Linked DNA regions of Mus musculus: region 2 is linked to region 1. The links are chromatin contacts, found by POLR2A ChIA-PET in ENCODE. All regions are on one chromosome and are shown on one strand. Each heading gives the region's core, a stretch centred on a gene start or an enhancer-like site at or near the end of the contact. The rest is flanking DNA. Distances are from core to core; before and after follow the strand shown.

What was found. ChIA-PET counts read pairs that join two places held with the same protein, here RNA polymerase II (POLR2A).
Region 2: POLR2A ChIA-PET joins it to region 1 with 16 read pairs in embryonic stem cell. The contact joins the enhancer-like site here to the promoter of Myh10 in region 1. POLR2A ChIA-PET finds 5 or more read pairs at or near these places in 3 of 5 experiments (Patski and embryonic stem cell).

What each region holds. Positions count from the first base shown.
Region 1 is chr11:68,690,526-68,693,225 of GRCm38, forward strand. Myh10 (myosin, heavy polypeptide 10, non-muscle) reads left to right here and starts at 1,390. Exons shown (of 41, transcript NM_175260.2): 1 at 1,390-1,657.
Region 2 is chr11:68,779,482-68,782,181 of GRCm38, forward strand. All of the region lies in intron 15 of Myh10 (myosin, heavy polypeptide 10, non-muscle), which reads left to right. Among named protein-coding and RNA genes, the nearest start is that of Ndel1, 72 kb to the right of the region's middle. Within about 2 kb of position 1,335, at least 1 of the 3 ENCODE cell types and tissues checked has a DNase peak (open chromatin) inside an H3K27ac peak, as active enhancers do.

The sequences.
Region 1 (2,700 bases), core at 140-2,639:
TTATACTTCCTCGGTAGACTTCACAAGGATAGAACTCTTCATGTAGTGCCAAAGTCACAAGACACCTGGAAGGGGGCAGCCACCCTAGTGGGCATGTGGGGTTGGAGACCAGATGCACCTGGACAAAGGACAAAGAATTCTCACTTCCCCCGGAAGGGCTCTGCATTCAGCTGCCTTGGAGATTTCTCTGAATTCCACCAACCCTTTCTTATCACTTCCTGCCTTGTTTTCATTTTTTTTCTCACTTTAAAAAAAAAAATCAGTCTAGAAGTTTCTCAGGCATTTACAAAGTATCCATTAAAACACACACATATATACAATACTAAATACATAAAATCCTGAGGCAGTTTTAAAATAAAGTATTTTATATTTATCTTTTTATAAGAACAATAATCCATTTGGCTCTTGTGATTTTTTTACTTTATTATATTTATACATGTATAATTAAGAGTTGACTAGATTCTGCAGACATTTCATTACATTTTTTTTTTAACTTCAATTTTCCAGTTTCCTTATTTTGGAAGCCCACTCCCACCTGAGGTCCATGAACCTTTCTAAGGCACTTGAACCACTGGTTCTTTAGCCCTAGGGGCTATGACAACAGCACAGGAATCCTGCAAGCCCTACCCAGTTCCTCTTCCATAGAGAGCTGGAATGAATGAGTGAGTGAACAAATGAAGTCGCTCTCTGGTCTTCTCTGCCAGGCCCGTTTGCTTCTCGTATTTTTGGAATCTCAGCCCTGCCTAAGAGGCAGAGCAAGCAAACATCCAACTGCGGCGGGTCACGAGAGGAAGGAAGCATCAGTAAGGGGGGACTCCGGCCGCCACAGGGTTGCAGCCCGGTCAGGACAGAGCTTTAGCGCCCAGCCCGAGAGGCTCCCCTCCCCCACTGCAGGTGAGCCGCAAGCAGCGGCTCCCACCCACTGAAGCTCCAGGGTGACGTCAGGCCTCAGGACCGCGCTCCGGCCCCGCCCCTGCAGGCAGCTCCGGGAGCTGGCGATTCCTCGGCGAAAGCCGGTCCCGCTGAGGGACCCAGTGGCTGCGGCAAGCCTACGGGCCGCAGAACGCTCGAGTGGGTTGCAGCGGCGGCCCGACGCAATAGAGAGACGTGACCAGTGGGAGCTGGTGACTTGTGCTGCGGTACACCTGCCCCACTGTCCACCCAGCCCTGACTAGCGCAGCGCGCACACCCCAACAAGATCGGCGATCTCTGCCTCGCGGGATCGCCAGGCTCCTAGTTTCAGCTGTCCATCTCCCTCCAGAGTCAGCCAATCACCCGCCACTGCCCCGGCCGCACCTCCCGGAGTCTCTGACAGGCGTGAGTAGCAGCCTATGAGATTGGGAGTCTGTGGGTCTAGGTCGGGAGCGGGAGCCAATGAGCATCATTCCAGGTGGGTGGAGGGAGCGGGACTTGGGAAGGTAGCTTCGTTCGGGTTGCTAACGTCTTTCCTGGGAGATGGGCGCGCAAACCGACCAGTGGGTCTGGGGGCGGCAGTGATGGGCGTGGAGATGGCCCAATGAGGGTGGGAGTGGGTGGGGCAGGCGCGAGCAGCAGTGCTAAAGGAGCCCGGCGGAGGCAGCGGTGGGTTTGGAATTGAGACGCTGGATCTGTGGTCGCTGCTGGGGACGTGTGCCGGCGCCACCATCTTCGGCTGAAGGTGAGACGAGCAGTTGCCCGGGTCCGAGTGCGGCGTTCCGGGAGTGGGGACGGTTGAGGGAACAGGAGGGGAGGAACCGGGGCTGGGGAACTGGGCGAGCCTGGAGCACAGAGACGGAGCCCAGGCGGGAGCTGGGAAAGGGAGACTGGGCAGTGGAGAGCGGAGCTTGTGGAGATGACGAGACCCCAGTGTATGGAGATGAAGAGACCCCTGGAGGGGTGGGAAATGGGGTCCTTGAGAATGAGACCTCTTCATGGATCAGGGCCAGGTCATACGTGAGGACGACTCTTGAAAGGGATGAGAATGGAGATCTGGGGATGGGGATGTAGGGACCAACTCCTGGTTGCATTGGATCCCTGGAAGCGTGGGGTTGGGAGGTGAGTGCCCTAATAAGAGGCCGGAGGCGCCCGGCGTGTCTATCTCCTTTTAGGAGAGGACTGAGTCCTGGGATGTGATCTTGGTGCTGGGGGCCCAGGAAGGAAAGGGGACCCTGGGTGGGTTGCACCGTGGGTTAGGTGGAGTTAGATTTCCCCGGGTGCGACTGAAAGGTTCTCCGAAGACTCAGAAGGCGGACCCTGGATCTGTGCGGTTTAGGGACCAGTGGCCTGAAACTGCATGGTCTTGGGAGCATGCGACGGATGAGAGGCTCCAGAGCTGGTCTCGGGAAGGAGGGCTGGAGCTAGACCTCATGCCACGCTCGCTGGGGACCGTGGTGGACCGGGAGGTGGACACCGGGCGAGGCCTGGGCCGTTGGGGAGAACGAGGCGGGAAATGTGGCCCGGGCGCGTTGTAGCGGAGCGGCCGGGGGGAGGGTCAGCCGTCGCCTCTGGATCGCTTTATTGTGTAAGTGATCTGGTAATGGCTCGCCGCAGAATCTCTCCCTAGCCTTCTGTAGTTAGGGTGTCATACTCTGATCCTATAAAATCGAAGTGGATTTGGGTCGGAGGGAAGTTGAAGCTGTGGAGTCCTTGGCGTTGGCGGGGCTTTGTGGGCCTTTGGTGGGCGGATGCGGCCCAGGGACCCGAGAGGCCCCCAGTCAGGCC
Region 2 (2,700 bases), core at 85-2,584, 89 kb after region 1:
TAGGGAACCACATAATAGATCCAGAGCCCACCACCAGCCCTAACGTGGCGAGGCGTGGCAAAGGAGTGGGCCCCGTGCTGTGGCTTGCTGCTGCTGGCTCTTGTGTCTCATCATTTACATAAGAAAAGCCCTTTCCTTATCAGAGTTTAATGAAGTTATACATTTAGTGATGTGCTAAGGGTCATTTAATGATAGGTTTTTCTTAGTGCTGGGACCCAACTCTGAATTTTAAATGGTAGATTTTAAAAAGACAAAACAACCTGAGAGTCTAAAGCATTGGCTTTTGGCAAACCTGAGTCATTTTTTAAAAGTAATCCAGAGCTATTGAATTGGAAATGAGGCAGATGGTGGTGGTGGTGCTAATGTGATTGGATCCTTGGACAGTGTTGGTAATCTGGGCACCATCCCTCCTTTGCGACAAGGTGACCTGTTGTTTTGGTAAGCTTTGTTGTCCTCCAGCATCTATTAAGTAGCTACTGGGTGCCAGCACCATGCACCTAGCCTGCACTGGGAAGGCAGCAGCACTCATCCTGGCTGTGGTCAGAGATCACAGTGACCGTGGGGACAGTCCCCATGGCCCTGAGAGTAGCTGCGGAAATGTCCTCTGGGGAACGCTAAGTCAAGGAGAGAGGCTACCTAGAGCAGTGTGGGGTGTTTTCTCGGGTTTGTCTGCTGAGATGTAAAGGTCAGGAGGGAAAGCCTCTGCACTGTGAGCACTGCGGGGACCAGAGCCTAAGGAGCTCTCAGGAAGCTACGGAATGGGGAGTTAGCCATGTGAGCAGAAAGGATGGATAAGTCCTTGTATCTTGGAGCTTGCCACAGTCTGGCTGGCTGAATGCAAGGTTGTGTGGGAAAGTGGGCAGAGAATACCAGCGGTGAGCACAGAGCAGGCTAGCTACTGCCTCACTGCAACGTGCACCTCCTTGTCTCGCTTTCAGAGGAAGGAGCTGGGGTTTGTTGCAGTTGGAACCTACCACAAATCACACGCTCACTGCTGGCAGTGTCTCGGACTCTGGCTAAAGTTATGCTAACACTTGGACATGTGTGACAGGAGAGGATTAGTGAGGTGGAAGGCCAGAGGAAAGACCCCTAGCGGAGTGTCAGAATCTGTTATCAGAAAGGGCAGAGTCCTGGCAAGAATGGGAAGTTGGGTGGGCAGCTGGATACAAGTACTCAGTGCCTCCCAGCTCCCACCGGGAGTGAGCAGCGCTCACACTGGGACACATGGGGTAAGGCACGGATGAGTGTTGTTCTTATCTGTCCGCTGTCCTCTTTTTCCCTTTTCCAGCCCAGAGTGGTCCCAGGCCCTCATCTGTTTCAGTTTCCCCAGGGGCGCCTGACCTTGAACAACTTGTTGATAATCCCCAATTTATCTATGTTATCCCAGCCTTCCTTAGCAGCAGGCTGCAGCATTCAGCCCGCCCTAGGCAGCTCACTCCATGTCTCTCCATTTTACCCATGACCTCATCCACCAGCCTCTCACCTCAAGCCAGAACCCTAGGAACTGCCCTCAACACGTCGCTTTTTCATACTGAATTAATCATGATCTTCTGTCAGAATATACTTGGACTTTTCTTAGCCATCTCATCTGTGATGTCATTCGTTCGGGCTGCCATCGTCCCAGGAGCAAGCCTGGGCCTTTCTGCCTTCCTGCTGGCTCTGCTCACTGCTCCTCCCTGGCCCCCTCCTGCCCTGCACTTGTTCACCTACTGCCTCTCTGCAGTCTTCATGCATTAAGTGGCAGCGCCCGGAGAGAGATCTCTTAGATCTCTTACCTGCGTTCCCCACTTTGAGATGTAAATATATTTAAAAGTATACTTTGTTCTTTCCCTAACACATGAACTAAGAATGTTAGGTGTCATCATGAGAGCAGATGCAGGATTGTAAAAGCAGATACAACAGGGACTTGATAAGAGTTTGTGGAAGGCAGATAAGACTTTTATGACGTCCAGCTGGGAGAAAATACATGGATCTGTGCTAGGTAGCCAGGCATATGCAATTTAAACTCCTAAATGAACTCTCTTGGCTGAGAGGTGTTGGGAGAAAAGAAGAGGGCTAACTCATTTCTTGTCACATCCTAGACGGGTTTCACATGAGTGTAGGTCCCGAGAGAGTACCAAGATAGATGGATAGGTAGAAGAGAGGTCATCTTGGATCACAAGACTGACTGAGCTGGGGGGCCACTGGAAAGGCTGGAAGTGGGCGGGGCCCTTAAGGCCAGAAGTGAAGAGTCTAGGAGGCTGCTGTGATGGCAACAGGTAAACATTCAGGGTCAAGAAAAACAAGCACAGGTAGTGCCCATTGCCTTAGCAATGGGTGGGTCACTGCCTGGGCAATGCTAGGGGGTGGAGGGTGGGGTGAAAGAGGTGGCCTAGCAGCCAAGTGTCCGAACACTGGGGAGATAGTGGAGGAAGGCGACAGGGACCAAACATGTCAACTGTAGAAAGAAGCAGGGCTCTGGTGATGCAGACAAGAAGTGGACTGATGCAGAGGTGATGGAGGCTCAGCATTTACCGGACAGGAAGGGGTGGTTGGTACTGCAAATGAAAGAAACGAGTGAGTCCTCTGTGGTACTGGACTCCAGGCCACTGACTGTAGCTTTGGGGGAGCAGCTTACGTGCATGGACCTAGGAGCCACACCGCTCTTCCTCATCCATCCTCCAGCTTCCATTCCAGACCCGCCTCGAGGGCTCTCACTCC